4 separate regions of the Mus musculus genome follow, and all the other regions are linked to region 1. The links are chromatin loops, found by intact Hi-C in ENCODE. Cell type or tissue: gastrocnemius. All regions are shown on one strand. Region 1 overlaps Gm26519 (predicted gene, 26519). Region 2 overlaps Lrrc8b (leucine rich repeat containing 8 family, member B). Region 3 holds the start of Gm42141 (a long non-coding RNA gene). Region 4 overlaps Gm32276 (a long non-coding RNA gene).

Region 1 (8,000 bases):
ATCCCAACGAGGCCACACCTTCTAATAGTCACACTTCCCGTTGGCCAAGCATATTCAAACCACCAGAACTGATAAGCGTTTCGACTAACTAAACTTCTAAACACTTTCACAGCACTGTTTTCTTGGGCCTTAGCTTCTGAATCCTGAATATTTAATTGCCTGCTTATTTTTCTATTAATTTATTTCCATATGCTTTTTATGTCTACTCATCATGCCCTCTGAGTTTTTATGTCTGCAGAGAATGAAAGTAGGGCCTTGGGTTAAAGTTGCCAGGAATTATAGTGCACACCCATAATTCCAGCACTCCAGGAGCAGAGGCAGGCAGATCTCTGTGAGTTTGGGGCCAGCCTGGTCTATATAGTGAGACCATGTAACAAACAAAACAACTAAAAAAAGAGCTTGACGTTTTCAGAACTTAAAAGTGTGTGAGAATAGACGTAAGATATAAAGTCCTCTCACCGTTACTTACAAGTGTTAAACCATTCAACAAAAACATGTCTCAGGAGCACTCAGTGTGACCTTGGTGCGTTTTTGACAAAGGTGGAACAATACAGATGTCCTTTACCTCATTATAAACTTGAGGGGTAGTTGGACCTACATCATTAGGGGAGAGAATGGTTGGAAAGAGGAAAATGGCCCGGTTTGGTGGCCATGTCAATTTCTGGCACTCGGGACATAGAAGCAGGAGGCTTCATTGAAGCTGGAGGCTAGTCTGATCTGTGTAAAAGGGATTTTAAGGAGAGGAAGGGTGACAGCAAGTGAGGTGGGAGACGTGCAAGAGCTCCTCAGGGCTTGTAGCTGCTTGCAGCTAGGGCAGATGGACAACTTCTTGGAAGCCGATGACCACTGAGTGATTCAGTTGTGGAAGCTGGGAGTGTGCCCCAGGAAAGGCAGCTGCAGACCATGTTCTACCGCTCCCAGACGGCTGCTGGGGCTGCTCTGAAGAAGATGGCCTCTCACATCAGCCAATAAATAAATAGATGAAATAAATAAAATTAAACTCACAGGTACCACAATGAGAACAGCCAGAGAAACTGACATTAAAGAAGGTGACAAGGACAGTGTGGGAGAAACTGAAGTGACACCTACAAATAAATGATGGGGCCATGGATGGGACCTACCCTGGCCTGGACCCTCTGACTCAGACTTCTATTTACAAGAAAGTATAATAGAACTTTTGGAACTTTTTCCGTAGAATCAATGAATGGGATAGGGAATGGTTTGGGTTGTGAGTTCTGAGACACAGGGGCTGTCTTGGGGAGCTCTAGACCTCTGTCCTGGTAACCTTGCTCCCCTCACCTTGCCTCCATGGGAAGGAAAGTCTTAGGGCCTTGCTTCTGGGGCTGATGGGACTTATTACGTCATAGCTCCTTGAACCTTAAGGATCCACATGAGCCATGAGACTAGGTTTCCTAGCACAGTGCTTCCGAGATGCAGTGGCTGTGAAGATGGGGGATGAGGGTCGCTGTGGGTGGCAGGGACATTTGTGGGTAGGATCAGAATCCCATACCAGTGGGTCAGAGTGGGGTTGGGAGGCGGGCTGGATCAGAAACAGCGAGATAAACATGTAGTTAGAAGAGAAAGTTGAAGATGTAAACAGATGTAGCTGAGGGACCTTCCTAATGTCCCTGCCCCGGCCTCCTACCCAGCAACTCTTACTCTGCCCAATGCTTGCATCCTCCTGGGAGTGCTCCCATCTTGAGCATGGGGTGCTCCCATCTTGAGCATGGAGTGACCAAGATGGGAGCATGCCCAAGCATTTGAAGGCCTTGACTAAGGGTGAAATTAGGAAAGTGGAGCAGTTTTCAGCCCAGGGATGAAGCTTGAGACCTTTGATGATGTAATTAATGCCTTCCTATTTAATCCATGACTGCACCTTGGAATCAGCCTTCTGAGAACCACCAGTGAGAGTGGTTCAGCAAGATAGCGGTTCTCTTAGAGTCAGGGGCTTTGGATGGACAGACGGTAGTTGTGCTCTGAGAGTTATTGTAAGCTTGAAATAAGCTCTGTGTGTGTGTGTGTGTGTGTGTGTGTGTGTGTGTGTGTGTGAGAGAGAGAGAGAGAGAGAGAGGGAGGGAGAGGGAGAGGGAGGGAGAGAACCGTTTTGAGAAATCGAAATCTGATGGTGCATTAAAGAATTTAGAACTCCAGCTGAAGCCTGCTGAAACCTGTTTCCAGAGCCACCCCCCCCCGCCCCCTGCACCGTGCACCGACAGGTTTTTAGAAGCTGTCAGAGGTCTCAGTGCAGGTGGAGAAGTCACAAGCAGCTTGATTACAAAGCAAAATGGGGGACGATCATAGGGAGAGATGAAAACAGATATGTGGGTGGTAGAAATTTCACAATTTTATATTTATTGTTGGGTGAAGTTGATTATGAGATGTGAAAGTCTTGCATCTAATTTACTTATCAATGTAATAAGCGGACACAACAGTTTGTTCTTCGGGTTACAGGAGGGAAAAAAATAAAACAACCCCAAGCAAGCAATTTCTGTTCTAAAATACCCAAACCACTCAAATAAGTAACGGTTGCCACGTCTCTGGTTGGTGTATCTAAGAGTATAGGATCTATTAACACTCTCCAGCTGAGGCACTTCAACCTCCTGCAGCTCAGGGATGGTTCAGAGGCCTGTGAGGTGGGCAGATGAGTGAGTGCTTCGTAACTGCAGATCGCTGACATCCTCTGGAGGAATGATGTGCAAGTGTGTTTCAGGAGACTGGAAACCACAGCAGTCACATGGGTGCATATGTCTCAAAATTAGTGTTTTGTTCCCAGGAAGCAATAAATGAATGAGTGAATGAATGAATGAAATGAGATTTGAGACTGGGGACCCATACCCCTGTCTTGTATATTCTGGGGTCACTCTAGTACTTTAGCCTCCAGTTCTGCCCTCATGAGCTGTCATAGTTTAACTTGTGAGAGTTCCAAATGAACACACATAAGAGATTGGGGTCTGCAGACTGGAGAGATGGTTCAGTGATTAGAGCGTGTCTCCCAGAGGACCCCGGTTCAGCTCCCAGCAGCCATGCTGAGTGGCTCACAGCCACCCATACCCAACTTTAGTCCCCCAGCACAGACACATAATTAAAACAAAAGAATAGATCTTAAAAACAAAGACTAAGGTTCCGAAGGGAAAAAGAGAAGGGGGGCTAATTAGTGATGATAAAGTAGAGACATTTACTGTGAGCTAGAAATTGTATTTACTACAGCGTTACTATGTATGGAATGACTCTTTGATCTTATCTCTTTCCAACCTAGCAGTCATGTGACTTTGAAGCGCCATATTATCTTCAGCTTTCTTTATTGACATGAGAATTGGACTCAGAATCCCAATCTGGAGGTTTAGGCACAATTCAAAATGCCACTTGGACTCTGAAGCAAAGTTGCTACTCTGGGCTTTGGCTAATGAGCTCATTGGTTCTTGTCAGGTTTCTTGTATCTAGATACAGATACAGGTGTCCTGTATCTAAGTTTACCTCTTTTTTTAAAAATTAATTTATTTATTATATAAATGAGTAACACCAGAAGAGGGCATTGGATCTCATTATAGATGGTAGTGAGCCACCATGTGGTTGCTGGGAATTGAACTCAGGACTTTTGGAAGAGCAGCCAGTGCCATCTCTCCAGCCCTAAGTTTACCTCTTAAAGAATAAATTTTGTGGAGGATTAAACAAAGCGTGTGTGTTACTAGGGAAATTCTAGGTATGTGCTGAATCCTGGGTTAGCATCAACTGTGATTGTGTTCTTGACTAAGTCTGGCCTTATACATACAGGTAGAGGGTGTAGCTAGGTATCTCCAAAGCTCCTCTGATCCGACTGCTATCAAACAAGGAGGGCTGGTTCTTCATATGCATTGAGGCTGGAGACAGGGAGACACCTCCCTTGAGCCTGGGTGCTGTCTTCTGTCAGTGAAGAGGAGACAAGGTAAAGACCTTTGTTAGACTATAAACTCCTTAAGTGTTTCCTTGTCCCCTAATGTCGTGTCTGGGAGCAGTGGACGGCCAGTAAACTGATAAAGAAAGTATCAAAAATGCCACTTTACCAGTTGTGTGGTAGCGGGCCTCAACTGCTTTCTTAACCTTTTTAAGCTTTGAAATGCGTAACATAAAATATGTGTAAGGCTTTGGCGCTCTCTGGTGGACAGAGTTATACCGCAGGAGTCCTTGGGTTTGCTTTTCAGACTCTAGATTCTGACTTGTGTTCAGTATTTTAGGAGCGAGTTGTGTCAAATAGACACATTGCACTATGTTGCCAGTGTGGATGTGGTTCCTTGTCATGACAGAAAGTGGTTCATATGCCAGGGGTCATTGCTTTGTCTCGTATTACTGTCCTTTGTCCAAAATGTTTGCTTCTAAAAATTTGTAGAGTGGGTTCCTTCATTATTCTTCATAATAGTGCAGTACCTAGATGTGAATGTGAAGGCTGAAAAGGCTAGGCTAAAAAAAAGAGAATAGGAAACACTGCAGATCCTCTACTGAGGAGTTGTATCTAGAGTGGAAAAAGGTTGGAGCAGGAAGATTCTTCAGTCTGAAAAGGTGCTTGCTGTTAAGTCTGACAACCTGAGTCCAAACCTGGAAGCTATATACTAGGAGAAAACAAACTACTGCAGCTGTACTGTGACCGCCCCGTGAACACACACGCACGCGCACACACACACACACACACACACACTTTAAAAAAATCCAAGTGTTGAGGCATTTGTATGCCACAGAAGCATTGGAAAGTGTTGGTTTGAATCATTAACCAGAACCCCACTATTCAAAAGCAAAAGTTACCATACTCAGACCCAGAAACCTAAGCGAGCTGGCAGGTTAGTAACTCCAGCTACAAAGTAACCCAGTTTGGCCTGTGAATGCTGTGAGAATTGTAGTTAAGACATCTGGAAGGCCTTGGACACGCTTTCTAACGTTTCCTCTGCTTTCTCAATGAGAATCAAAGAACGACAGTGTGATTGGAGGCGTTGTTGATTGCTTGGAGTTCACACTGTGCTTTGTCCCGTTACAATGTATTTTGTCAGATAGCATTCAATCTTTGTTTCTGGGGTTGCAGAGGAAGTGACTGGATCAGTAAAATAGATTCAGAAACCACAGCTGGATGAGGACAGAAACCATAGCTGGCACTGAGAGTTGGTACCCAGTCCTGGTGGACCCTGAGGATGTTCAGTGTCCACCATACCCCGCTAACCTTGAAGCTTACTGTTGTCGCTGTTATTATGACTGTCTGAGGTTGTAAGTAGAGTCTCACCTACACTTTGTGCGTACCAGCTTTTAGTATTTGTGTATGGTTTTTCTAAATGTATTCCATTGACAGTAGGTTTTATCCTTGGTGGCTTCTTGCTCTTCAATGCCCAAAGAACTCCAGATAGTCAGCTCTCAGCAGAATGATCAGACTCCCTGTGTTTTATCTTATTTGTTCTTTTGCTATCTACCGGGGTTCTAAACTCAGTTTCCTCACTTCAGAAAGTATCACTGAAAATCACTCAATAGTTGATAAAGTCAACAAATAGCCTTGAAAACCCAGTTAACATCTACTATCTCCTAGGTGGAGTATAAGCTTATATGACAAGTGGTAGCACATATTCTCCAACCCCCCACATACACATGTGCATACAAATGCACGTGCGCGCGCGCACGCACACACACACACACACGTGCATACACACAAGCACACCCTTACAAACATGCACAGAAATATATGTCCACACAGAGACTCACACAAACAAGTATGCATACACACAAGCACACACAGAAAAATATGCACACATATAGGGACATGACACATGTCTACACACAAATGCACACAATATGCACACAGATGTACACTCATGCATGTCGTGCATACATATATACATACACACACACATACACATGAGTATGCATATGTGCATACATAGGTACACATATACATCATCGTATGTCCCAGGAAGCTGTCCCTTGAAAGTGAAAATGGAATGGCCTTATAGCTCTGAATAAGTGAAATTCATTTTAGTTTTGTTAGTACTTATCTTTCATATGACAGATGATATGAAGCACTTCTTTTCCAAGCCCATTGGCATTGATAAATAGATACATAATTATTGGCTTAGAAAGAAGCGAAGATATCACCAACCACCCCCTTTAGGGGAATTATTTATATGAGAGCTAGAAACCAAGAATTATAGAATAGAGTTAATACTGATTATTTAGTTCATGCAAGGGCAATTCATAGAATGCTTTCTAATTATAAACTATTTAAGTATACATATTTATGTGTGTTGGGGGTGCCAGTGCATTCACATGGGTGTCAGTGGATAACCTGCAGGGAGTTGGTCCCTCTACTCCTTCATGTGGGTCACAGGGACCAAACTCGGGTCATCAGGCTGACCTTCACCCACTGAGCCCTCTAACTGGCCTAATAAATAGATTTAAACATTGAATTTGTGCATTAACTTAGAGCTAAGACAGTCACCATCACATCTACCAAGAGTTATCTAAATGGGACACTTCAGGGGTCATCTGTTTTGACTGAGTGCTAAATTTGGGTCATTTTTTTCTTTTTGGTAGTGTTATCATTTGGGTGGGGAACGTCCGCCGTGGGCTCATGTGTTTGAACTCTGTTCCTCTAGTGGTGGCACTGGTCCAGATGGTTATGGAACCGTTCGGAACCATGACTTGAGGCAGGTCGGCCATTGTTCTTTACTAGATAGCAGAGTCCTATTTCCTGTCTGTTCTCTCTTTGCTGACTATAAAAGCAATTTTCATATGTGTGTCTATGTGTATGTGTGTATATGTGTGTGCATATGTGTTTGTGTGTGTGGTGCATGTGTAGGTATGATGTGCACATATGTGTTTGTGTGTATATGTATGTGTGTGGTATGTATGTGTGTGTGGTGTGTGTGCATGTGTTTGTGTGTATGTATATGTGATTATATATACATATATATATACATATACATATATATATATATACATATATATATATAGTGTGTGTGTGTGTGTGTGTGTGTGTGTGGTGTGTGTATGTGTGTGTGTGCGTGCACTTGCACACATTTCTTGGAGCCTGTGTGGAGGTCAGAGGTCTTTTAGTTGTTTCTCTTCTACTTGTTGATGTGAGCTGCTCAAAGTGACTCCATTTTATTCTAGTTTCGGCTAACTTCTGGCTGAAAAGCTTCCCAGTGCCCTCCCACTCCCCAACCCCCCCCCCCCACTAACCACATCCTGGTGGCAGAACGGTCTCATGCAGTCACACCTGCAGCTTCCGGTCTCATGCAGTCACACCTGCAGCTTCCGGTCTCATGCAGTCACACCTGCAGCTTCCGGTCTCATGCAGTCACACCTGCAGCTTCCGGTCTCATGCAGTCACACCTGCAGCTTCCGGTCTCATGCAGTCACACCTGCAGCTTCCGGTCTCATGCAGTCACACCTGCAGCTTCCGGTCTCATGCAGTCACACCTGCAGCTTCCGGTCTCATGCAGTCACACCTGCAGCTTCCGGAGGTCCACTGTTTTACAACACAAAACCAATTTGTTTTAATCAGATGAACTGAAACTTTCAAAACTTCTGCCCCCCACCCCCGGCCCACACCTGGGGTGATGTGATTGTGGGGTTTGGCTTAATAAACCCTACTCTGCTTCTGAGAGTCCTGTCTGTCTTGAGCCCACTGTTTTGAACAAAGGACTCTTAATCTGACCTGCAATGAGTGGTGTTCTCCTGGGTCTTCGGGGCACAGCAGAGGAAGGTCTCTGTTTCAGTTCCTTCTATGTTGCTGTCATCAAAAGCAGGATCAAAAGCAAATTGGGGAGAAAGCTTATTTTAGTTCATAGGTTCATTATCTTGGAAGGCAGGGCAGGAACCTGGAGGCAGGAACTGAGGCAGAAACCACAGAGGAGTGCTGCTTACTGACCTGCTCAGCCTGATTTCTAATAGAACCTTGGACCACCGCTAAGGAGTGGCAGCATCCGCTGTGGCCCCTATCCCATTAACAGTCAAGAGGATGCCTCATGGGCTTGCTCAGAGGGCAGCCA
Region 2 (8,000 bases), 78 kb before region 1:
ACAACATGCCACAGTTCTGTGTTTAGAAGACTCCTTAGAAGTGTTTTCCAGTTTTTTTTTTAGATGCAGTTAATGGATTATTTGACAGCTATGTCTAAAAAGAGGTGGTTTCATAATGCCTAGACTTATGAGAGAAAAACATGCTACAATGTCCACTTCCCCAGTGTAAGTCAATCTATTTTATTTATTCAACAATACGCATGATTAAAAAAAAGGGCCAAACACAAAGCTCTTTGTCAGGAGGAACATGACGTATTCCAGGGGTCACAAGGCAGCCTATGAGATAGATGTCAGTTTCATGGGCTCAGTTAGATTCTGAATAGATGGCTTCTATCATAGTCATATTGAGAGATCATGCAGATTGGGGGGGGGCTACATCTAACAGAGTATTTTCCAATCAATTTTCCAATCTAGATCTTGCCCTCTCCCCTTGGTGGTAGTTTTTAAGTAATTGAGGGGTTGTACCCGTACTCTTGGACAACAGCAAGGAGAGGTAGGTGATTCAGCGGCCCTCCTGTCCTCTCATGAGGAAACCCTCAAAGATGTTAGGGAGCAAAACACAAGGCTTTTTGTCATCCAAATTGGTTGCAGTAATTAGTTGCAAGAGTACAAAAATTTTTGGAGCAGAATGCATACAAACATGAGAATCATAATCAGCCCAAACTAAGAATCATTAAATTCTTACAGAGATGCACATGTTCACTGCTTACAAAAAGGTGTTCTCGTAGATGTAGCATCTGAGATCATACAGTAGAAAATATTTTATATTTCATATAAAAAACTTCAACATATTTAAAACCGGCTTTGATGATAGACCAGAAGACATTTTGAGAATGCATTAATTTTTAGGGTGCTCAGAAGATCACATGTCCTAGAACCCCTGGCTCCTGTTCTAGGCAAACGCCAAACGTAAGCACTTTCCCAGGACTATCAGAGAAGCCTGGATGAGGATTCCAGCAAAATGAGAAAGGAGCAGAGAAGACAGCCAAGATGGAATTCTGCCCAGCGTGATGCATGCTGCTCAAAAAAAAGAAACAATATAAATCAAAGCCAGTGGTGAGCATACAACAAGGAGATTTATACCGACGAGTCTTCATGGAGTTAAATATCAGACTACAAGGTTCTATGAAAACATGTATGCAAATAAGTAAAGGGTTGGGGTGGGGGTGGGGACAGGGTTCTGAAGATAAGATGTGAAAGGTAAGGTTTCTGTAACGACACGCCCCTCAATCCACCTTCAATGCATACTTTTTACATCTCAATAATTTAAACATCAGTTATTCACAAAACTCCGGTGTGGATATTTAACTGCTTGATTTGGACACTGGGTTATTTGGTAATATTTTTGGTTATGGCGTGTCAGAGTCACCGGCCATCTCTCATCTTGATAACTTAGGAAAGTTCATCCTCCTATCCCGGGGCCTCTTTAGAACTGCTTTTGCCTCGAGTCTGAACCTCAGGTTAACATTTATCTAAGCAGGTCTGCAAGCGTTCTGCCACGGGAAGCGGGAGGGAATTGAGCAAACTGTCCTCGACAATCAGACAGCTCCGTTTCAGAGACTGACACCCTTCCAGCTCCACAGGCAGTGTCTCCAGGTAGTTACCAGTGAGTTCCAGGTGGGTGAGGTTTGACAGCTCCCCCACCAGAGGGGACAAATCTGTTAGGCTATTTCTTCCCAGGAGTAGACACTGAAGCTTCTTGCATTGGAACAGCCCGTCTGGTAGCATCTCAATCTACAAGGAGAAAGGAAGTGGGTGAAACCAGTTTTGACTGGCTCTAGCAGCACATTCACGTACTTGCATCCTGTTCCCTTTCTTCAGAACATGGCTGCAGTTCCACAGGGAAGGCATAACATTGCTTGTAAATTTAATGGAGTAGTGGCCTTTGCCTCTATGAACATCCACGCTCTCCTGAGTGAGGACGGACATAAGATTTGGTTGCGAACACTCCTAATGTGATCCTTAGAGAGAAAGCACTTATAGATGAAAGAAAACAAGCCAGTAACCAGGAGAATCATAATTACTGAGTCCTGGATCAGAAATAAATTACTCCCCCGAGTCCTCATAAAGAACTTATAATCAATCAATGAGCAATGCCTAGAGCCCCCAAGGGCAGGCAAGGCTACGTCCTAAACTGCTTTTCTTAGAAAATGAAACAAACAAACAAACAAAACGTATTTTCAGTAGTCAATAGGAGCAGAGATGAAGAAGGAAAAGGTAATGTGTACGTGCACACGCTACCTCTACACTCCACAGACACGCTTCTGACCGACCGTCTGCCCTTCTTCCTGTTCCCTCACATCTATGATAGGATTCATGTATCACTGTGAGATCATGTCAAACACGGTAAATAACCCGCAAACTGGGTCAACGTGACAGCAGCTCGCTCCCTGAATGCTCCCTGACACGATGAACCGGACATCTGCGTGTGCAGTGGAATGGATTCGCTGTGCGGAGACTGCCAAGGAAGCTGCTGCGATCATCCCATCCCACAGCTCACTGCCCCACCGAAGCCTTGGGGTGGAGGAGCAGGCTATAAAGCTCATCTACATTGGTGTATGACAATGTGGGACTGTGAGCTCTTTGCTTCAGGAAGCAGTGTTGTTGTGTATGGATGAAGGGGCACTGAGCCATCCTCTGATGGCCTAATGCAAACCCACTGAGCTGGCTGTGAGGGGACAGAGTTCTCCTCAAAAGGACGCTTTTCATGTAAACTCAAAATCTCAAGAACAGCATTGAAAATGCTCATTCCGTTCAAAACTCCCCTCTTCTACATCTTCCCTCCCCCCTCAGCCCTACTTACTGTTGAAGACAAATCTGAAGTTCATGATGCTGTGCCTAACATCCATACTGATCACCACTACACACTGAGATAAGACACGAGCAAAGGGAGAGCTGTATGCTTACTGCATTTCTTCTCAGGCACAGATGTAACTGTTACCTGTGTGGACTCAGTACTGAAGGAGGCAGGCGGAGTAGAAAGGCACAAGCCAGCTGCTTTGAGAGCTACTCCTGCCAGAGCTCCTTGGAGCGCAGAGTTGGGTCCTGCTTAGACACGCTCAGCTGGGACTTGGGAGACATGCTAACAACAGGGAAGGCTTGGTTCCCTGGCACCCAGTCAACATGAACTGAATGGCTTCTGTGGGTGCCAGCTGCCCGGGTATGGGGGGTAAAGCGCTGAGCACCACACAGGGCTCTCAGCCATTTTGTCTGAGGCAGCTTGCATGGAGACAGCCTCTGAACTGCGGACATTTTGGGTGGGACAGTTCTGACTGTGGGGCCATAATGTTTAGCAGCTTTCCTTGTGTCTAGGGAGCAACACTTTTCTCCCTGGTTTAACAACCCCAAATTATCCTCAGCCAATGTCTGTTGAAGTAGCAGAATCCCCTCCAGTCTGGAGAAGTACCTCACACCAAGGATGAGTGTGTCCCAGGTGGCAAGGAGAGCATACCAGCATGCGCTGCATCCGGGAATCTCATCGTCCTCTTCTTCCTCCAACTCCCTTTGGCCCCCAATTGTGTAAGGACTTATTTTCCCTAGGTGCTCATCCTGAGTGACTGACAGCACCACTCTGCCTGTGCCTCTAGATTCCAAATCTTCTCCCACAGCTCTGAATTTGTGGTGTGTGTGGCTGCTGTGGGCCCTCAGGAGAGGAGAGGGATGGCATAAGGAAGTGCACAGCCTCTGGAGCTGGGACAATGCCAGAGGCCACCGGGCCCTCTGACTCTGCACCAGGGTCACTGAGGTGTCATCTAAGGAACTCAGTCAAGGTCAGTGCCCAGCTGAGGTGCACGGTGCTGGTGCTAACTTACCTATTCTAACTCCAAGTTCCTAAGTGAGGAAGGAGCTCTGTTAGGAAGTAAAGCCTTTCCTCCAACTAAGTAATTCTATCCTGAGCTAACCTATTTGTCCTGTAAGTAAGTGCTATCTTACTCATAGTACAATACTTACTTGTGCACCCATTATGAATGCCTACTTTATAATTTCCATGAATATTTCAAGGTTAGACAGTACTTTGATATTTGCATCTCCACCTGAAAAATGAACCCTCCCACCTTTCATTAACATCCATCCCACTGAGTGGCTGAAAACCAGTCTGGACAGGTTCCGCCCCAAGTCAGCACCTTCTTCACATCAAATGCATATAACCTTTTAATTTGTAAAAAAAAATATGAAGTATATGTGTGTGTATATGCATGTGTGTGCATATCAGCAGAGTGTTGTCATGCACATATTTGAACACAAATGTTGAAGAATATTCTCTCTGCCTCCCTACAACTTCCCACTGCCAGGCTAAACTAAATTCTTTTTACAACAATATACTTTTTAAAAAGTTACTATTTTTTTCCCAATTCCTTGCACACACTGTTTGTTGATGAAAGTCTCTTCTGCTATCTTCATCTCTCACCTCTTCTCCCTCCTTCTAAACAACGATCTATCATCTGTCTGTCTATCTATCTATCTATCTATCTATCTATCTATCTATCTATCTATCTACTGTGTGTATTTATGGGGGTGGGTGTATGTGAGCCATACTATTGCTGTGGTCAGAGGACAACTTGTAAGACACTTCTTTTTCTTCTTCCCCCCATGAAGACCCTGGGACTCACACTCTGGTTGCCAGGCACGGTGGAAAGTACCCTTCCCTGCTGAGCCTTCCTGACACCTATCTTTTGTGACCCACTGCCTTTGATTAGAGTTTATTGTGTGCACAGACATGGGGTTTGGTGGGGGACCACAGGGGAACCACCTTCCTGAAGTGTCCTCCTCGATGGTCACCCCATCCCTCTGCGCCCTAAAGGGAGTGTTCCCGACCCACTTACAGGTGTCATGTTCGCCCCAGGGTGCTTAGTGATCAGTCTGCTCGGGTTTCAGAGAAGAGACACGCAAGGCTATAACATTCTACTTTGGCCTATTAGAAAGCTAAGACTTTCCTAAGCTGTAATGCATCCATCCTCCTTTGTGCGTGATAACACTTTCAGATGTGGTCAAGAAGTCATGGTCTCAATTTACCTAATCATGCCCCACAAAGCATAACAGCTATTTAGTACCTACAACTTTTTAATTTGTAAAAAAAAATATGAAGTATGTGTGTGTGTGTGTGTGTGTGTGCATATCAGCAGAGTGTTGTCATGCAATGCATATTTTAACAGGCTTTTCAGGTAACTCTCATGTATACCACTAGTCAGAATTACTCCTACTGGTGAAATAAAAAATTTACCCAAAGTTTTCTAGTTTATCAAATTTTCTAAAATTTGGTAGTTTTCTACTTACCTAAAGCATTCTAAATACACAAGATCTTCTCAAACAAAAGTCAAGCTCTACTACCACTAATGAATGAGTTTAAATACTTTAGCAGTGATATGTGTGCAGGAAATGGGGGAAGAGGATAAACAGAACACCGGTCGAGCCTCTGTTTGTTCACAGATACCTGTGAGATGAGAATCTGATGCTCAGGACTTCGGTAATTTATCACGATCACAGGGGAAGAGGCTCAGCTGGGATAAGGCTTAGGACGGACGCCCGTCCACCAATTTCCCTGTGTTACATACCTCAAGCTCAGCACAGCCTCATAGTGGCTGACAAAAGGAAGAGCAGATGTACTCACGTTATTGTTGGTCACAGCAAAGTACTGCAGATTGGTCAGGTACTGGATTTCCTCGGGAATGAAGGTCAGATGGTTATAGCTTAGATCCAAGTAGTGTAGTTTGGTGCATAGAAAAAGCTGCAGAGGGAGACTCTCGATGTTGTTGTGACCCAGGAAGAGCTGCTCCAGGTTAGACAGCGCTCCGATCTGCGCGGGGATGTAAGCGATGTTATTGTGCCAGAGCTTCAGGCAGGAGAGGCTCGGGAGGTGCTGGAAGCTGATGATCTCCTCTACGGTCTTGAGGTTGTTCTCCTTCAGGTCCAGCTCGTGCAGGTTGTTCAGGCTGAAAATGGAGTGGGGGATGCGCTCCAGGTCGCAGCTGAGCAGCTCCAGGCTTTTCAGATTGACCATCTTCTTCAGGTTGTTCAGCACAACCAGTTTGCTTCCCTCATTATCAAGGGACAGCTTCTGCAGGGAGGGCAGCAGGTCTGTCACCACCTGAGGGATCCGCGACAGGCTGCTCTTCAAGTAGAGGGTCCTCAGGTTCTTCAAGTCCTGGAAGCCCTCCAGGTGCAAGCTGCTCAGCTGCTCCGGGAGAACGCAGCCCGACAGGTACAGCTCCTTGAGGTTCTTCAGGTGGAACACCCAGCGTGGGATCTTCCCCATCTCGGTAAATTTCAGGCGGAGGATTCTTAAGTTCTCCTCTAGAAAGGCCAGGGCGGGGTGGTCGACCACCAGGGACGAATGGTACACGTGGAGCTCCCTGAGGTTGACGAGCTGAGCGACGGCAGCCGGCAGCTTGACTTCCGGGATCAGCTCCAGGCTCAGCACTTCCATCTCCGTCAGCTCAAAGACGTTATCCGGGAGACCGTTGAGCATGAAGAGATGCAGCTCGACCTTGTCCTGCGAGTTTTTCACGAGCTTGCTCTTCAGTCTCTCCACGGTCCACTCGTTGTTGAGGTTGATCTGTTTCAGTTTGTTCTCGCTGACCTCCGACAGGAAGATGGAGAAGCGCTTAGAGTACAGGGGGTCGTACTGGTCGGCCAGGTGGAGGATGAAGGCAAAGTCGTTCTTGACATCGGGGATGTCGCTGTAGTTGCTTTTCTCCCTGAGAGCCTCAAAGGAGTACTGCTTCAAGGAACTCCTCAGCATCCACCACAGGCTGTAGGAGGACGTGAGGCCGTAAAGCATCACCAGAATGACGTAAAAGGAAGCTAGGACCTTGAAGATTTCTGCCAAGGAGTAGACACACTGGTAGCGCTTATAGCCTGTAAATGCCTGCACGTCGATCGAACAGTCGATTTCAAGAGTTATGTAGCTGAGAAAGTAGGGGACGTAGGTTATAATAAGGACAAACAGGATGACTTTAACGATTATCTGCTTCAGGTACACCCGGTAGATGATATCCCTCTGCTCCACGTGCAGGCGGAACCTCTTCACTTTTTCAAAGATGGCCTTGGCTTGTTCGCCCTCCTTCTTGTCCAGGACGCTAGAAGTTGGGCTTTCTATGCCAGGCGACTCCAAGCCTGGCTGTGGGTAGGGCAATGACTGCTTGCTGGCGTCGATGTCGGCGGAGCCCCCTGAGGTTGAGAGCAAGGTTTTGGACTTGGAGAGCTTCAGGGGCCTCACTGACTGTTCCGCCACTGTCTCTGACAGGGCGCGTGTGGTCCACGGAGAGTCGAAGCACTTGTGGAGGATGGACACAAAGTGTTCCAGCCTCGAGCTGGTGCTGGGGTAGTGAAGCCAGAAGTTGCTGCAGGCTGCGAAGATGAGGGTGTGCAGAAGCACCAGATAGGGGAAAAACTTGGCGAACCAATGGAGCTGTTTCTCGTAGCAGACAGCATCGATGTAGGAGTACTGCTGCCGGTGGAGGTCGTTCTGGATCCGGAGTGGCAGCGGGAGCAGCAGGCCCGAGTTAGAAGATGCGTTCTCGCTGCCTTTCAGGAGGTCCCAAGGCACAGCGCACTGATTGTCAAATTCCACCTTGCAGGGAAGACAGCAGAGAACCCTGCTCTGGGTGAGCTGCAGGGCTCCGGCCAGCACAGCCACCAACAGCATGATGAGGGTGATGTAATACCAGAAGACATCCCACCACGGCTTCAGTATGTGGTAGGATGACTGGGCGTCCGCTAAGCATTTTAACTCTGTTAGTGTAATCATGACTCCCTTGTAGAGAGGAGAGGCTGGAGGAGGAAAGAGAAGAGACGTTGCTGAAGCCATTTGGCATGCCGTTGTGATTGTGTTTGTATATGGAGGTAGAGCCTCGTGTAGCTCAGCCTGGCTTCACTGTGAGGTTGATGCATTCCCCTAAGCTCCCCACCTTCCAGTTGCTGGGACTACGCTGTATGCACAACCACAAAGGGCCAGAGTGCATGCATTTAATGAGAATGCTTGTACACACTTTATTCTATCT
Region 3 (8,000 bases), 90 kb before region 1:
AGAAGGCTGGCCAGGAGAAGGCCAGGAGAAGGCCATTTCACTTGGGGGGATCCTTTTCAGGGTCACAGCATCAACTATGATGTCATTGACAAAACTGCTGCCTTTGTCTTCAAGAAAATAAGAACAATGGCTGTTGACACCTGACTCTGAGCAAGAGAGGGGCAGCTGGCTTTTGATTTCTTTAGCTCACAGCTGTGGCTTGCCTGCTGTGAGGTCTGGTATTTAAAGGGCTTCCTAAGCATTTCACATTTAAAGAGAAAGGAAAGCTGCAGCACTGGATGTACAATATAAAAAGCAAGCTGAGCGTGGTGGGCAAGACTTCAATCCCAGCAATTAGGTAGTAGGGGCAGGTGGATCTCTTTGAGGTTGAGGCCAGCCGAGCTACAAATGAGTTCCAAGCGACTACGGCTACATAGTGAGGCTCTGTCTCAAAAAATTATGTATACATCCAAATGTTCTATTACTGTTGTTTGTTGTTGCTGTTGTTGTTGTTGTTGTTATTGATAGAAAGTGGTACTCTTGACATTTGTTTCTGACTCTCCAGGGGCTGGGAAGTAAGTACAAGCTCAAGGCGCTAGAAATTCACCCGAGTTAGCATTTCAACAGGAATTTCCAGAGAACTCACAGGGTCCATAACGGAAAGGAAACACGGGACTCATAACAGAAAGGCCAGCTGATGATGCGGCCGATGATGCTTTCCTAGAATTTAGCACTGGCCAAGGAAATTCAGGTGATTATCTTCCTTGAGCCTCAATGGTGAGCTGAACTGCTAAGCGTGTGACTCTTCTAGCATCCCACACTAAGTGACAGCCCAGGGATGCACAGCCTGGGCTTCTGATCCCCAATCTTAGGTTCTTGTATTTCCACCTCTCCTATTAGCAGCAGAAACATCAAAAGAGGAATACGAGTCCTTAGTGCTGGCCTTCTAGAGAAGGTGACTGTTAGGGAAGATGCCAGAATCTTCTCTGTTTTACATCTCTAAGAATTATCACAGTTAAATAACTATTTGACTACATAGATGTTACATGGTATCTTAAACATTTGACTAGTGTTTGGTTGACTTTGGAGCCTATGTTCTCATTAAACTGCTCAGCTAACGTGGCCTTTGGGGGTGCTCTTTGGAAAATGATATGCAGGGTGGGAAAGATCCTGTTTGGCATTTATTGGGATTTTATTCCCCTCCCTCCCACACCCCAAAAAGGATTTCTTGTCCTTTACAAGAATTAGTGTCCTTCACAGCACTCAAGTTAAAGTCCTGTTTTTCAGGTCCTGCAGACGGAGGACAGATGTTTCTTTAGGCTTGAAAAGGTCCACTCCGTTTGGCTGACTCAGGAAAGATTGTATCTCGTTCTGAAGGTTGCAGAGAAATGGCATCGGGCAGATCATTTCAAACAAGAGCCAAATCAAAGGAGTTATCGCAGAGTGGATGATGTTTAAACCCAAGAGAGTAGGATGTTATTGGATGCATGGCTGGGAACTCTGCACTTCAAAGTTCAGTTTGGACCTGGACTCTTTCAGATGTCTCCTGCCCTGCTGAAACTGTCTGATTGACAGCTATGCGGGTAAGGCAGGGCGAGAAGTCAAGTTGGGCCAGGCTGGGAGCTTCGGCAACATTGAGAACTGCATGGATCATGGAGTGCAAGTGGGAACTTGGCCGTCTCAGGCAAGGAGAGACTATTCAGATAAATAGAAACTTGCAGTGAGCCCAGAAAAATTCCACTGGATTGTGTGGGCATATTTGAAACACTCACTCTCACTATGGAAACACGATCATGCCTGGAAGAACATCTCTCAGCTTTAGGGGTCAGAATGGCAACTTATGAGAAGGCTCCTTAGGGAACATGCACAGATTCACTGTTACTATGTGTAAATGTTCATGTATGTGTACGATGTATGCGCATGGGCATGCTTGCTACAGCTTGCATGCAGAGGTTACAGGAAAACTTTGTGACGCTGGTTCTCCTTTCAGCTTTACATGAGTTTCAGGGGCCAAACTCAGGTCACCAGGCTTGTGTGCCCCCTCGGGTAGCAAGTGCCTTACCCTTTGAGCTGTCTTCACAGTTCAGCCTATTCCCACGTTAGGAAGTCCACTGTTAGGCTACGGAGCATCATAGTGTTGCAATGCCAGGATTTACAGACATCTGTTCAGACACCAGATTCTTTTTTACTTCTTAGCCACGTTCCCTCAGAGCTGGGTGGTGCATTTTCATGAGGACAGGAGCCCAGCTGCCCCCATTGTCCCTCACCGAGGCCTCACTACCTACAGAAGCACTTGAGTGGCAGCAGTAGGCACTCAATACTTGTAGGAGAGCGTTTACATCTCCAAAAGAGGCTGAGATAGAAAGTTTCAAGAATAATTGTTGGGAAAGGACTCTAACTCCACGTCACCGCAGAGTCAAGTGCCTCCCAGGCTTCCTGTTTCTTTCTGGGTTGCTTAAAGGATCCTTCAAGGAAGCAAGGGCTCATTTTGACTCACAGTTTCAGGGGCTGGTCATCAAGGCAACAGGTCGTCATGGCAACAGGTCATCATGGCAGCAGGCACTTGAAGCAGTGGTCCACAGTCATGAGGAAGAAAGCCATGAATACTCATGTTCAGCTCATTTTCTTCTTTCAGAGTCATGGATTTCAGCCCATGGATTAGTACCCCCACCCCCAGAATTGAATCTCCCCACATCAATTAGCCTAATCAAGGGTATTCCCCATGGGCATGCCCAGAGGTCCATCTCCCAGGTTATTCTAGATCTTCTTAAGTTTACAGTGATTTTTAACCATTACTAGAACACAGCTCTATTGAAGACAGAGGGCTTACCTTTTTCTAGGTCTAGTGAAGTCTAGAGGACAGAGGACAGGCACTGCAGGAAGTCCTCTGCATAGCAGAAAGCCTGGTGGTGTAGAGCTCCCTCTAAGAACCAGACAGGGGAGGGTATGCCCTTTGTCTAGGTAGAAGCTAACCCTCTGTGGCACACCCAGACTACAGTTGCCTTGCCACAGGGCCAATTTGATACTTATGCCCAGAGCTCGAAAATAAAACCCCAGGAACTTTGAGCTCCAAGGATCTGCCCCTGGGCGGACTCTGGGCTGGATGACAGCCATTTTTCACCTTCCATATTAAAGACAGAGAGGGCAGAGCAGTTCTGTTCACCTGCACAAGCCAAGCACTTCCTGAAAACTGTCTCTTCAGTATCACGCCGCCTGTCAGCTCTGCTCCAGTCTGTTTTAAATAGTCTGTCTTTATTGCGTGCCTGGCTTTCCGATGGGGATGTCCTGCTGAGCAGTCTTTTAAGGTGATTCTCCACTCCCTCACTTCCGAGGTTTCGAGTTCTTCAGTGAAAAGTTGTGGTCGTGTCAGGAAAGTGAATCATGTCAAAGGGGGGGGGGGCGGGGCGGGGAGGAAGAAATGAGTGACATGCAAGCGCTAAAGAAAGTCACTCAGGCGTAGCCTTCGCTTGATCATCGACACGCCCACTCCCCCAGCGGGTAGTTTAGGCAACAGCAGCTCCACAGGCTCACTAGGTCACAGTCAGATCCGTCTCCCTCCAATCTCCTCTCACTCAAAGAAGCATGTCACTTTTCTCAAGGCCCATCCAGTCGTTGGCCCATTCTGATTATGTGATACAATACCCAGGCCGTTCAGCTCATTTCCGGCTTTGCAAGAACCTAAAATCCTCTCTGTTAAATCCTCCTTTAAGATGAGGGAACGGAAGGAAAAGGGCTGACTTTCTCTCTCTCTCTCTCTCTCTCTCTCTCTCTCTCTCTCTTCCTTCCTCTTTCTTTCGTTCATTCTTTCTCTCTCTCTTCTTCTTCCTCTCTCTTTCTTTCATTCAGGTATTTTATTTATTTACATTTCAAATGTTATCCCCTTTCCTGGTTTCCCCTCCGAAACCCCCGTATCCCATCACCCCTCCCCTTGCTCATCAACCCACCCACTCCCCCTTCCCTGTCCTGGCACCCCCGCCTCCCCTTGCTCACCAACCCACCTTCCCTGTCCTGGCAAGGGCCGCTTTCTTTATCTTCCAGCAAGAAAAGAGTTTGTGTGACTGAGGACTGCGGTCCCTGGGTGTGAGCAAACCTTGGAGACGTCTGAGATACTTGATATGTGGTGGCCTCACATGCTACATGCCTCAAGCAATTTGAAGAACACAGGGAAAACCAAGAGATCAAGGAAGGCCACTGGAGGCTGCAGGGCTGTGGGGCCGAGGGTGTGAGAGCTTGGGTCCCCCTTTCTCTGTGCTTAACAGTGTAGTCAGCCAGAGGCAAAGCTAGGGCCACAGCTTCTAATCTGGAACACAGAATGAATTCAATACGCTCAGCGAAACTCATCCCTTCTTCTCCTCCTCCTCAGGCTCCAAGGAGCTAAGTCGACAGCAGAGGGTGGTGTAGCAGAACTGTGTGAGGAATTCATTTTGCAAGTCTGAGATGCCTGCCAGCCAGCATTTTCCTACAATAAGTCAGTTTGCAGGGACTAAATCTGCAACTTCGTCCCCAATAAAACAGAAACTGGGAGCTTCCTTAGCAACTGGAAGCAAGACCACAGTGTTAACAACTCTTCAATAGACAGGGGCCCTAGGCTACACAGCCCAGTGGAACTCACCATTCCTCTGAGAGCAGGAATATGCAAAGCTTTAGGTTAAGCCTCCAAAATAAAAGCTATGTATGCTTCAGCATATGCAGTTTTAAAACAGTCATTTGGATGACATACTTATACCAAAATGTGTTTAAAATTTGTGTGTATACTGGCATGTACTTGCATACCAAGTATTTTCCAGAACATTCATGTATAACCTTCATATTAGAAAGGGCATTACAGTGCTCAAACCCCCAAAACTTCTTAGAGGTGTGACCTTGGCAGTGTTAGAGTATATAAAAGGTATTGATTTGGTGGAAAATTTGGTCTCTAGCTTAAAACCCAGCTGTGCTATTGACTTTCTGTATAATCTAACATACAGTCCAATATGGCACTCACTTTGCTGGGATGAATTTTTCACCTGTTAAATGGAATTCCTGCCTACTTACACTTTAAGCATCAGCGGCGTTCATGATGCTCCTGGGAGATGCCCTGGATATTCTCAGTGATGGTAGCCACTGCAGATGCCTTTGAGAGCTGGGTTGCTTATGAGTGAAGTGGGGACAGGTCCTAAGTCAGCAATGCCCCAGGCACAGGAAGGTGTGTTTGTAACTGAAAGGGGTGCAGCTTGTTGGGGAACACGCTGGGCCTGGTGAGGCAGGAAATGTGGCTGCTGATCTGGGCTCTTCCAGACACAAGGCTTTGGCTAAGTGCATGCTTGTCAGTTGTACTCAGCGTGTGCGTGTGTCTGTGTGTCTGTGTGTCTGTGTGTGCAACACTGCTTCTTCCATCGGCAGGAGGATTGTGATCTCGCTCAAACCTCTGACCTTCTCTTGGGAATCTCTCTATGGTGCTTTCTTGGTGGCGAGTTCTATATCTGCAGAGCTAGATTAAAGGGTAACTCACCGTCTCAGAAGACAGAAACTAGAGTATAGAATTGGAAGAAACATGGAGCTTTCCCCTTGCACAGAGCAGCTGCCCACAAAAGGCTCAGCCCACTGTGAAAAGACTACTTTGATTGGCAACTTCTGGCTTTCACAGGCTCTGAGGCCTCTATGCACTATGGCCATACCTAAGATGGGCAAACAAACACCTCCTTTCACACAGGTGGCATCTGATACCCCCTGGTGGTGCAGTTGAGTAACTCTGGGAGAGAAGCCTTTCTATTTTGCTCTTAAACACCTGCGAGGCTTTTCAAGAGCGAAATCGCCTTTTAATTAGTGGCCTGCTAACTCCTGTTGAGAAGGAAGCCTTTGTGGCCAAGAACGAGGCACCGTGTGCCAGGCCAAGCCGAACTAGACGTTAGCACTTTTGGACAGTTGCCTAGGGTTGCTAATCTGCAAAAGGGCTGAATGTCATTAGAATAATTGGGGATATGGGGCCAGTTAACTCCAGCTTTCAACTGCAGTTCTGTAGGTTAACAGATTAAAAAAAAAGGAAATTGGCTCGGATCCCATTCCAAATACTGAGTAAACTCTATTCTTTCAGATTTTAAAGTGTGGCAGGAAACTACCTTCCAGGAAGAGAGGCTGGTGAAAATATTAATCTTGCTAAGATAAAGCAATGTGTCCTCTTTGGACCAGTGTCTACTTAATGTTCTTGTAGATGGGATTCAGGCATGGGTCAAGATATGTAAGCTTGGAACACGGGCTGGGTGAGGCTGATCAGTGGTGGGTGTCCAGGGGAAGAGAGATGTTATTGGAAGGAATGGGATCTGGGAAGGGAGGTGGCTGGGACAAGAAGGTGAAGTGCTTGGAGGAGAGGTGTCCCCACGGGCAAGAGGTTGTCTCAACAGTTGGGAGTGGAGGACACAAAGCTCAGCTGGGAGATTTCTTTCCCCCTAGACCTCCAAATCCCCACTGGCTTCTTGGTTCCTACTGCAGAATCATATTTGAGAGGGCAGTGGACATCAAAGCCTGTGAATTTTATTCGGAGTAAACCAGTTTCCCCACCTCTTTACCAAATCTATGCTGGCTATTCAAACCATGTCTCTTTTCCTCTTCTTTTAACTGGGCATCCAATTCTTCACGACCGGGGGCTCACACCTAGTCTTGTCCCAGTGCCAGGAAGCACCGTGTGGCACATTCTTTATGCATCTCACATGAGATGGAGTGATTGAGTCTGAGGCCAGGGCAAGGGAAACTAAATTGGTTTAAGGTCCACACCAGGCACAAGAGAGTGGACTCCCAAAGCAGTCTTTCTTTGGTTCAGGCTGTTTTATAACCTTGTAGGCTATTTTACATGTGTGGTGTTGGGGCCCTTATTCCGGGGGTGAGAAGCTTGGCTGAGAGAATTGTACATATTGTCAAATCATAGGGAAACATTTCCCCTGTGCTCACAGATGCCCCTTTAACTGACAACTTCCGGACGAGAAATTACCAGGAGGGTTTAGAATGTGGGGCAATGGAGTGCTGGCGAGAAGTTTGTCAGTAAAGTGTAGTGAGGGAGTGGGGAGGCCTGGGAGATTTGGGGTTCAAGGGAAGTGGGGAGTCTGTTTTCTCTGTTAGGTCAGGTAATATGAATAACATGTTCCCCCCCAGTGAAGAACCTGGAGCTACACTGACTATGCAGAGAGCTTCCAACATGCTCTCATCTCAGCAGCAGAGGGAGGTAGAGAGTAAAAAATGAAATGGTGTGTGTGGACCCCTCTGATGGGCACCGCCACAAGGCTGCATGACTGAAGCATTAACTGAGAGTCTCGGCACAGTGCAGGGTTGTGTGTCAGAAGACAGAAAAGCTTGTTAGGCAAGGGTTGAGGAGACAGCACAGGGTCGAGGGGGACTAAATTCTTAAATAGTTCACACTGAAAATGGCTATTCTTCTGATCCTTTTTTGGCTTGCGGCTACTTGGGAGGACCAGGGACTAGGGGCCACCAAGTGGGAACAGATTCGAGGGAAGAAAGCAAAAACTGAACAAGTGCTGCAGCCCCAGAGCAGCCCACACTGCCTCCCTTCCTCCATCAAGCCCCTCACCACATTCGTGAGGTGAGGTTAGACCAAAAAGGCAAACCCTGCCCTGAAGAAAGCCCAGGAACTACAGGCTTTCGTGGGCCGCTGCAGGCTTTCGTGGGCTGCTGCAGGCTTTCGTGGGCCGCTGTAGGCTTTCGTGGGCCGCTGCAGGCTTTCGTGGGCTGCTGCAGGCTTTCGTGGGCTGCTGGCCTTGATTCACCTACGCACTTCCCAGAAGGCTGGGGAAGCCTGTGGCAACTGTGACTGCTGTTCTAAACTGTTTTCCATTCCTACAGACCTAGAGGAGCCTACAGGCCAGAGGCAGTCTACAATCCAGACCAGTTTCCTTTGTACTCTGTTTCAAGATTCCCAAGATTCATTCCCACAGAGTGAGCCCCGGTGCCCACTGGGGCTCTGGTATGTGTGGATGCTCTTGTGTAACAGAGTGAGCAAAGGGTTGTGCTTGTGTTTTTGTGTTCACGTGTGT
Region 4 (8,000 bases), 250 kb before region 1:
GCTGCATTCCACATCTTCTTTCCCTGGACCAGGGATGGAGAGGTATCATCTTGGAGCAGCCTATGTAAATTTGATATGGGTGAGATTTTGACGGCTGCCTTTTCTTGAGTAAGCTCCCCTTACTCCAAGCCCTCCGGCAGGCCAGATGCAAAACACCAGGGACTAAAGAACCCTTGGGGATAACTCAACTGCCACTGTACAGGGCCACTCCTCAGAGCCCCCAAGCTTTCTTGCCCCAGGGTGCCACATTCAGAAAGATCTGAGCTAACCTGATTATGCTCAGCTCCTGCCAACAAAGGTCATAGTCCAGGCTTAATAAAAAAAGACAAGGAAAATGTAAGTGGAGTCCAAATGAAGTATAATTCTATTTCCTTTTTATCTAAGCAACTTAGGAGGACAAAGGGTATGGGATCTGCTGAGAGCAAGCTGAGTCTCTTGATAAATCACAGTGGCTCTTAGGGCGTCGATGAAACTGGGTTACTGAAAGGGAGGTGTAGGAGCATGGAGTCCTCGTGCTCACAGTTAAGCACCAAAGGAAACAAGAATGTTAAACACACACGGAGGTTCTTTCTAAGGCAGGGATGCATAACCTCTTTATCTGCACAGAAGGCTGGGAGCAGAGATGGTTGACAGCCCGGCCACCTTTGCAGTATTCGTGTGTCAAGACCACACTGGAGCCTCCCCCAGACCCCTATCATGCGCCTGTCAATCTATAGAAGCCGTCTTTATGGAAGACGTCATATCTACTTCATAAAGAGCTTCAATGTAGTCACATCTCAAACTTTATTGTGCATACAGAATTAGTTACTGTGAGGAAGATTTTCACCAAATTGTGCCCTGCTTAAGTGTGCCTGAAATAAGCTACTCAGGGGGAGACTCCTGAAGTTTGAATGAACTCCAGCTACTGAGTTGTGTTGATCTTACTACCTTCTTGCCTCCCACATCACTTTGTGGGCCATGGTGGACCGAGACCCCCGCAGGGAAGTAGGACACTCAGAGGGAATAACAAGTCTCCAAGTACTACAATTCTGATGCAACCACGTCTTTAATTCTTCATCATCTACTCTTTGTCCCCAACATTGTCAACAATACAAATCGGCCAGCTTTCCAGACTTCAAGTAAAAAGCACTGGGCTCTCACTGAGCTGGACCAGCAGGTCAAGTGACATTTCAATACATGTGTCTGTACCACAGGCACTAATCAAATCAGAGCTGTTCCTCTTTCTGTCATTGTTGCTTTGTGTTCGAAGCCAACAAACATCTCCCTTCTAGTGACTTTTATGGACTATGGCAGCAGTTACTGTGGGGACACCTATTCTATTGTTTTGTAGAACAGAACAATTTATTACTTCTGTCCGTATTTTGGTGTCCATGAGCCATCCTCCCTCTCCCCCTCTCTCCTTGGGTCTTACATCTTGTTCTTGTGGTCAAAACATGATTGTCACAGTCTGAGGGCAGAGAAGGGGACAGCTGGAAGGTAAGTACAGCATTGTCCTTTTGCTTAAGAGCAGAAAACACTTTTTTGATTAAACAATAGATACTCATTTCTTGACAGTGTGGAAGCTGGAGACTGCAAGGCCAAGATGTTGACAAGACTCTTTCCTTCCATCACCTTAGTCTGTTATGTTCTCCATTTCTCACGACAGTAATGTCCTTGCTACTGGTTTATCATAGTAGATACAACAGAGGGCACAGTTAAGGCATGTAGAAAGCAAGTCACCTGAGAGGAAGAACACGAGACGTCAGGAGCCTGAAACCTCCATTTGGGCTACGGCTCAGAAGTGAAGAATCCTCCCGCCAACTGTTTCCCATCAGTGTTCCTTGTCAAGTCTCACTGGCCCCAAACCAGGGACACAAACAGCCTTAGCCACCAGGAGGAACTGGAAAGTGAACAAAGGGGCAGGAGAGTGGGAGAGTACCTTTACTGACTTCAGTTGAGCTGGCTACACACACACACACACACACACACACACACACACACACACTTCTATACACACATACATACATATATATTCATATATTCACATTTACACATATATGTACAAATACATATAATATATATGAAGTTAGTACAGGAGAAAGAAAGAAGAACTATTGGGAGATTTCCAAAAGCAAAAGCAATTAGAACTTTAGGGTTGACTATCAGCAAAACTATCCTTTTGCCTCGCAACTCTTAGACTGACCTAAATCGAGACTATATATAGTACAAAGTACTCTTTATTCAGCTAATGCGCTGTGCTGGGAACTACTGTTGGGTGTTAGATATATGTTATCTGTGCTTCTCTTACAGTCTGGCAAGATGGCTGCCAGAATCATTATGTTCAGAGAGATTTAGGTTATTTCCCATTAGGGAATGGTGGGGAGGTCTATTCTGATTTCTGTCATTAAAGTCTTACTTTTCTTGAATTTTAAATAAATTAAATCATACATACTGACTTCCCTCACTGACTATTAGGCCCTCAATCCATTCATCAGTAATAGGAATTATTCATTCTTTATTGCTGGAGAGTCTCCAGTTGTTATTTCGATAAAGTACTCCGATTTATTATGTTTTATAATAGATTGGTATTTAGGGTGTTTCCACTTTGGAGATACGAATAAAACCTCTCTTAACATTGTTATAAGTTTGGTATAGAAGCATATGCCTATAATTCCAGGCTGAGGCAGGAGGATTGCAAATTTAAGGACATCCTGAGCTGCAGAGCAAGACCCTGCCTCAAAAGCAAAACCAGCCAAAACCTCATACTCTTGTATGTGTGAGCTGGTGGACACAGGTGCTCTCTTCTGTCAGATTTGCTTGTAGAACTGGAGTGGGCCACATTTGGCATCAGAAGATGAACTCTTAAAGATTTCCTAAGCAATGGTACAAAGTTATAAATTCAATCAGCAATTTGTGAGACAGTGTCTGCCAGTGCATATCTGTGTGCGCATGTGCTTGTATGTGCATCTGCATGTGTATGCATGTAATTTTAAAAGATATTTGGTGTATTGCAGAGGGAAAAGTTGATCAACTTCACAATATTGAAAGTGCGTTTACATTTAACTTATAGCTTAAGTTTTAAAGACTTTGTGAACAATGTAGCATAATCACATTCTTAAAAATGCACCCCTTGACCTTGCACCCAGATACCATTCCAATTGGAGACTCTCAGATGTGGTGATATAATTTAAGGATGGATTACCTATATTGCTGGTAGATTTTTGTGGTATATGAGACAGTTCCTATGATAACCACAAGGCTTTCTTTTCTTTCAGTGATGATGTAAAAATCGGACAATCAAAGATCCTTAGATGGTTCCTGGAGACCTGTTTCAAGGGTTGAGAACTCATATAATGAAATGTATTAATATAATGAAAAGTCTCAGTCATTTATAAATTATATTAAGGTAGTGCTATATTATAGTCATGAGTCACCATGTGGGTGCTTGGAATTGATCTCGGGACTTCTGGAAGAGCAACCAGTGTTCGTAACTGTTCAGCCATCTCTCTAATCCTCCCTCCCCCCCAATTTGATAGATTTTATTAGATAAAGATAATAAACACAGTTCTGATGTCTTTTGAGTATACAGTCTAGCTGTGCAGAGGAAAAAAAGGCCAAATAATATAAGGAGCTATTCCAGTAATACATAAATATGTTAGTTTAATTTTTAAAAAGATTGCATGCACAAGAAAACAACACATATGTGTTTTTAAGGTTATGGCTTTATAAGGTTTATGGTTTTAAAGTTATAAAGGTTAGCCTGGCATAGATGCCCCAGCCCTTCTAAGTCAGTCCCTAAGCAGAAGAGGAAATAATAAGAAAAAGATGTCAGAGAGCAGGGAGAGGTCACTTCAGGCCAATTCAGTGTCAATCGCCAAAAGGCACAGATAGAAGATGCAAGGTCTAGGGCAGACCTGTGAACAAACCAGCCAGAGTGCTGGAAGCCACAGCTGTCAGTCAGAGTCAGAGGGAACTGGCAAGCCCTGCTAAATCAGACACCTGGCGGTCCTCAGTCTCCATGACAACGTTGGGAGCAAGCTAAGAATTCAAAACCTTTTCTAGTTGCATGTCTATTAGATTGTGGGTGGGATTCTAACCCACACAGCCCAACTCTAGCACTGGAAAGGAAGTTCTAGGAGGGTTTGCACAGGGCTTGGAAGCTGGGTGGACCGGAAGTTTCCTGTCTTTCACTGTGTGCGCGAGTGCTAGAATACCTGAGCGTCTACACCTTAGCGTCAGTGGTCCAGCTGGCATAGCCTTGTGTGAGCTGTACTGCTCAGTCTGCCCAGGGTCAGTGACGTGGCTTTCAGTAGGCCACCCTCCAAGCGCTCCAATTTTTGTAGATCATGGCTCTACACAACTTGGGAGATTGGGAGGACATTCTTAACTAGAGGCCACCAAAAATCAGACTTTGAAGGAAGACAAATCCGGCCCGAGGTGTAGGGTTCGTTATCCAGAAACGCTGGAGGAGAAAACCTAGGAGGTAGAGATTGCAGCGTTGTGTGGCAAGGCAGAGCATGGGGTGACAAGGGGGCTGTGCAGATCTGGGAGTGACTTGGTGCCAAAAAAGTCCAGACAGATGGAGAGAGATCAGTCAGGCCTAGAAAAGATGGTTATTGTTTCCTTGCTGTTGCCATATCGCTCGTGGCCACTAGAGGGCTTCCCCGCCTCATCTGGAATCCACACCTCAGCTAAGGTTTCCCAACCGTGCTGCGTTCCAAATCTAAGCCAGGCTGGCCCGTGGGCCCCTTGCTTAACCCAAGCTGGGATTCTGAACCAATGAAATTTGGGGTGCCTCTCACTGGAGTGACAACGAGGCTGGGAACCAGGAGTCAGATGCAGGGGTGACAGAATATGTGGCAGGGTCCACAGTGGCCTGGGGCAGCAGGATAAAGGGAAAGGTAGCTGCCTTCCAAATACCAGCAGGGGCCAGTAAGCAAGGCTTGAGGGAGGCAGAGGTTCTAGAAATCGCTGGAATCCTTTCCCTGCGAGGTGGGCTGTTCGACCTCTCTGGTCGTTGATCATAAGAAACCCTTTCTTTCTCCGGTTTGCTAGCATGGAGGAGCTGGGCTGAACGGCCCGGGACAGCAGACCACAGCCCATTGAGCAATGATCTCTGGGGCTGTTTGTGCAATGTGTGTGGTGTGCTTGGGGGGGCATGCTACAGACACAAAAATTCTAAGACCCAGGCTGTGGGGTGAGAGGGTCATCTCTCAGCCATTTCCTTGGGCAGAGAAGTTCACCATAAAAGTCTAGGTATGAAGTTGTCATTCCCCCTAAAGATGTAGGGTATGGCCTTTGTCTCATGTTCTCCAGCACCTTTGTCTCCTTAAAAAGATTTATTTTTATTTATATGTGTTAATATGTGCATGTGTGTGGAGTGCCTGTGGAGGTATCAGATCCTCTGGAACTGGAGATATAGAACTGTGAGCTGCCTGATGTGGATGCTGGGAACTTAACCCTGAAGTAGCAGCAAGTATTACTTCTTAACATTGGAGCCATCTCTCTGTTCCCTCTCTGACCCAATCCTCCAGCATCTCTTTTGGCCCAGCCTTGATCTTAGTGGACAGACCTTCCACAGTAGAGAGCTGCCTGCTGCCTGCTTCACCTGTCCCCGGGCAATTTCTCTTTCTATCTCTGTCTGGATGTTGTCCATATCTCTCAGAGGTTAGATCATGCTCTCTTATTCGGCTGTATCCAGTTTGGCCCTGTTTCTGTCTGCTGCTCATACTGGAAGTCGGATGGTGGTTCCAGTGGCTACATGAATGATTTAGGGATCGGCAGGAAGGAGATTTGTGTGTGCATTTATATATGTTGGCTGGGCGGGGGTGGGGTGGGGTGGGGGGAGTGTGTGTCCTGCTTCTCTGAGGGCTCAACTCACATATACTCAAAGACATTGGTTAAACTGAAGAATGAATGTCCCAGATGCCAAATCTATGCCCACCCTAAAAGCACAGGGCTTGTCATGGGCTTATACCAGTTGCTATGAGCACGTCCATTGAACACACACTCTTATTGGAGCACAAATATGCAAACTCTTTAGAATATATGTTTTCATTTTCCTTTTTAATTGAGATGTTTCTGTAAGAGCAGTTCTCAAGGACTTAGGTACTCATTTAAGTTGGAGGCATTTCACTGCGTGTACACCTAGTATACAAGATGGCAGCTGTTCCTTAGACACAACTGTTCATAGTACATCAGGCTGGTTCCTGGTCTTCGTTTCCACCTTCTTTTGCCATCTCGTGACACTTGTGATCTAAGGCTGGATCTCTCTCTCTCTCTCTCTCTCTCTCTCTCTCTCTCTCTCTCTCTCTCTCTCCTTCCCTCCCTTGTCCAAGTTCTCCCTACATAGTCTGCAAAGTTTTGAACTCACTGTGTTGCCTAGACTGGTCTTGAGCTCTCTGTAATCCTCCTGCTTCAGCCTCTTGGGTGCTAGGGTTACAGGCCTAGGTCAGCAAGCTCAGTTCAAGCAGTTTGCTCTGGTCCCATCCAGGCACATTACGTTAGAATTCCTGGGCAGGACACAGGAGTTCTTGTATCCCACCCTTGCTCATGATCCCAAGCCAAGTGGTCCCTAGAGCATCAAGGAAGGTAGGGTGCTGGGGTGGCCTTGGGTTCTTGACTTAATCTACTGGCTGTGATGGGGTTCCACAAGTGGGCTTACAAATGGCTGACATAGAGTTCTCAGTGTTCCAGAGGCTGGGAACTCTAAGACTGGGTGCCAGCAGGTTTGGTGTGTGATGAGGGCCCACTGCCTGGGATTCTACAATGCATTCTCACTGAGCTCTCTGGAGTCCATCTCCCAGTCCTTAGTGATTCTCGCTCCATGTTCTATGGGCGGATCCTGGTCATATCATTGCTTCTGGGTTTAGGGTTCCAATGTACAATTTCGAGGGAACAAATAAATTTTTTTCTCTCTCTAAAATGTTGAGTTTTAAGAGTTCTCTGTGTATTCCAGACATAAGGCCTCTGTCAGACATCATTTGTAAATGTTTCTACCACTCTGTAATTTGTCTTTTTGATCCCTTTTACAGGATTTTTTTCCCCACAAAGCAAATATTTCTAATTTTGATGAGGCCCAGTGTATAAATTTTTCCATTTATGGGTTGTGCTTTTTGTCTTGAGTTTCAGAATTCTTCTCCTAGACCCTCATTCTTTTTTTTTTTTTTTTTTTTTTTTTTCTGGCGACTTGTTCCTTTTTAGCAGTTTCACAGTCCCAGAATTCTGTTTCAGTCCAGGATCCATTCTGACTCTGGTGTGTAAGGTGGGAGGCTCAGAGTGAGCGGCTCCAAGCTGTTGAAAGGCAGCCTTTCACCCATTGGCTCACATTCACTCTTTAGTCAACACTCAGAGGGACTTCGTGGGTCTACATCAGAATACGTGGTCATTCCCAGCGTATCCAATGGGTCATCCACTATGTAACTTGGGCTGGCTGTACCTCCCTTCCCGAGTGCTAGGATCACTGACGTGTGCACTCCCTACATATTTCTAGGTTCTGGGCTCTGTTCTAGTCATCTTGCCTGCTCTCCACTCCGCGCACACTGTCTTGATGCTGTGGCTACATATAAATGTCAACATTGAGAAGTGTGATTCTAGTTTTCTCCCTGCCCCCACTCCAAATTGGCTGTTTCTACGGCTGCTTCCTTTCCACATAAATCTGTCTAACCCCGCACAGAAACCTGTTGAGATTTTGACAGGAGTTGCTTCAGTCCGGGTCAGTTTTAAGAAAGGACTGTTTGTTTTCGCCCAGCCCCGGAGCCTGACCCTAGGATACACGGTCCCGTCCAGCCAACACAAACACCTTTCTGGTGCAGGAGAGACTCCACGTGGACCAGCTTTGGCAGTGTAGACCAGCCTGTGAGCTCTGTTCTGCTTACAGCCCTGCAATCCGAGGAGATTCAAGCCCACATCGGCTTCTAAAGGGCTGGTGGAAGCTTCCTGGGACTCAGAAGGTGTCTTAAGGGAAAGGACACTGACGGCTCAGAACAATGCCGTGAAACCCAGAGATTCCGTTCAGTAAA

Evidence for each region. A loop is a pair of places that touch in the nucleus more often than their neighbours do. Peaks named below come from ENCODE experiments on the same cell type or tissue, not always from the same donor. Only the 100,000 strongest peaks of a DNase experiment are listed, where the experiment ranks them.
Region 2: a loop joins it to region 1, with 2.4 times the contacts of the local background. A loop is called at or near these places in 35 of 42 quality-filtered maps.
Region 3: a loop joins it to region 1, with 2.9 times the contacts of the local background. A loop is called at or near these places in 35 of 42 quality-filtered maps.
Region 4: it touches region 1 in a loop (12-fold over the local background); 41 of 42 quality-filtered maps call a loop at or near these places.

Annotation. Positions count from the first base shown.
Region 1 is chr5:105,401,294-105,409,293 of GRCm38, reverse strand. It overlaps Gm26519 (predicted gene, 26519), which reads right to left. Exons shown (of 3, transcript NR_166586.1): 1 at 7,667-8,000; 2 at 7,189-7,477; 3 at 2,326-3,900. Among named protein-coding and RNA genes, the nearest start is that of Gm32051, 4.1 kb to the left of the region's middle. In gastrocnemius, a CTCF peak has its summit at 4,141 (motif pointing left); a DNase peak (open chromatin) is centred at 4,132.
Region 2 is chr5:105,479,537-105,487,536 of GRCm38, reverse strand. It overlaps Lrrc8b (leucine rich repeat containing 8 family, member B), which reads right to left. Exons shown (of 5, transcript NM_001033550.3): 4 at 5,609-7,770; 5 at 1-1,734. The coding sequence starts at 7,747. The coding sequence ends at 1,462. Among named protein-coding and RNA genes, the nearest start is that of Gm42141, 12 kb to the left of the region's middle. In gastrocnemius, no CTCF peak of the experiment used is centred here; DNase peaks (open chromatin) are centred at 2,455 and 3,122.
Region 3 is chr5:105,490,797-105,498,796 of GRCm38, reverse strand. It overlaps Gm42141 (a long non-coding RNA gene), which reads right to left and starts at 3,375. Exons shown (of 2, transcript XR_880506.1): 1 at 3,143-3,375; 2 at 1,868-2,541. In gastrocnemius, CTCF peaks have their summits at 3,486, 5,694 (motif pointing left) and 7,194 (motif pointing right); DNase peaks (open chromatin) are centred at 3,456, 5,824, 6,636 and 7,205; H3K4me3 peaks cover 910 bases; H3K27ac peaks cover 1,309 bases.
Region 4 is chr5:105,651,521-105,659,520 of GRCm38, reverse strand. Gm32276 (a long non-coding RNA gene) reads right to left here. Exons shown (of 5, transcript XR_389458.3): 2 at 3,182-3,305; 3 at 2,746-2,852; 4 at 1,720-1,879. Among named protein-coding and RNA genes, the nearest start is that of Gm32276, 4.2 kb to the right of the region's middle. In gastrocnemius, a CTCF peak has its summit at 4,630 (motif pointing right); DNase peaks (open chromatin) are centred at 3,990 and 4,643; H3K4me3 peaks cover 591 bases; H3K27ac peaks cover 1,062 bases.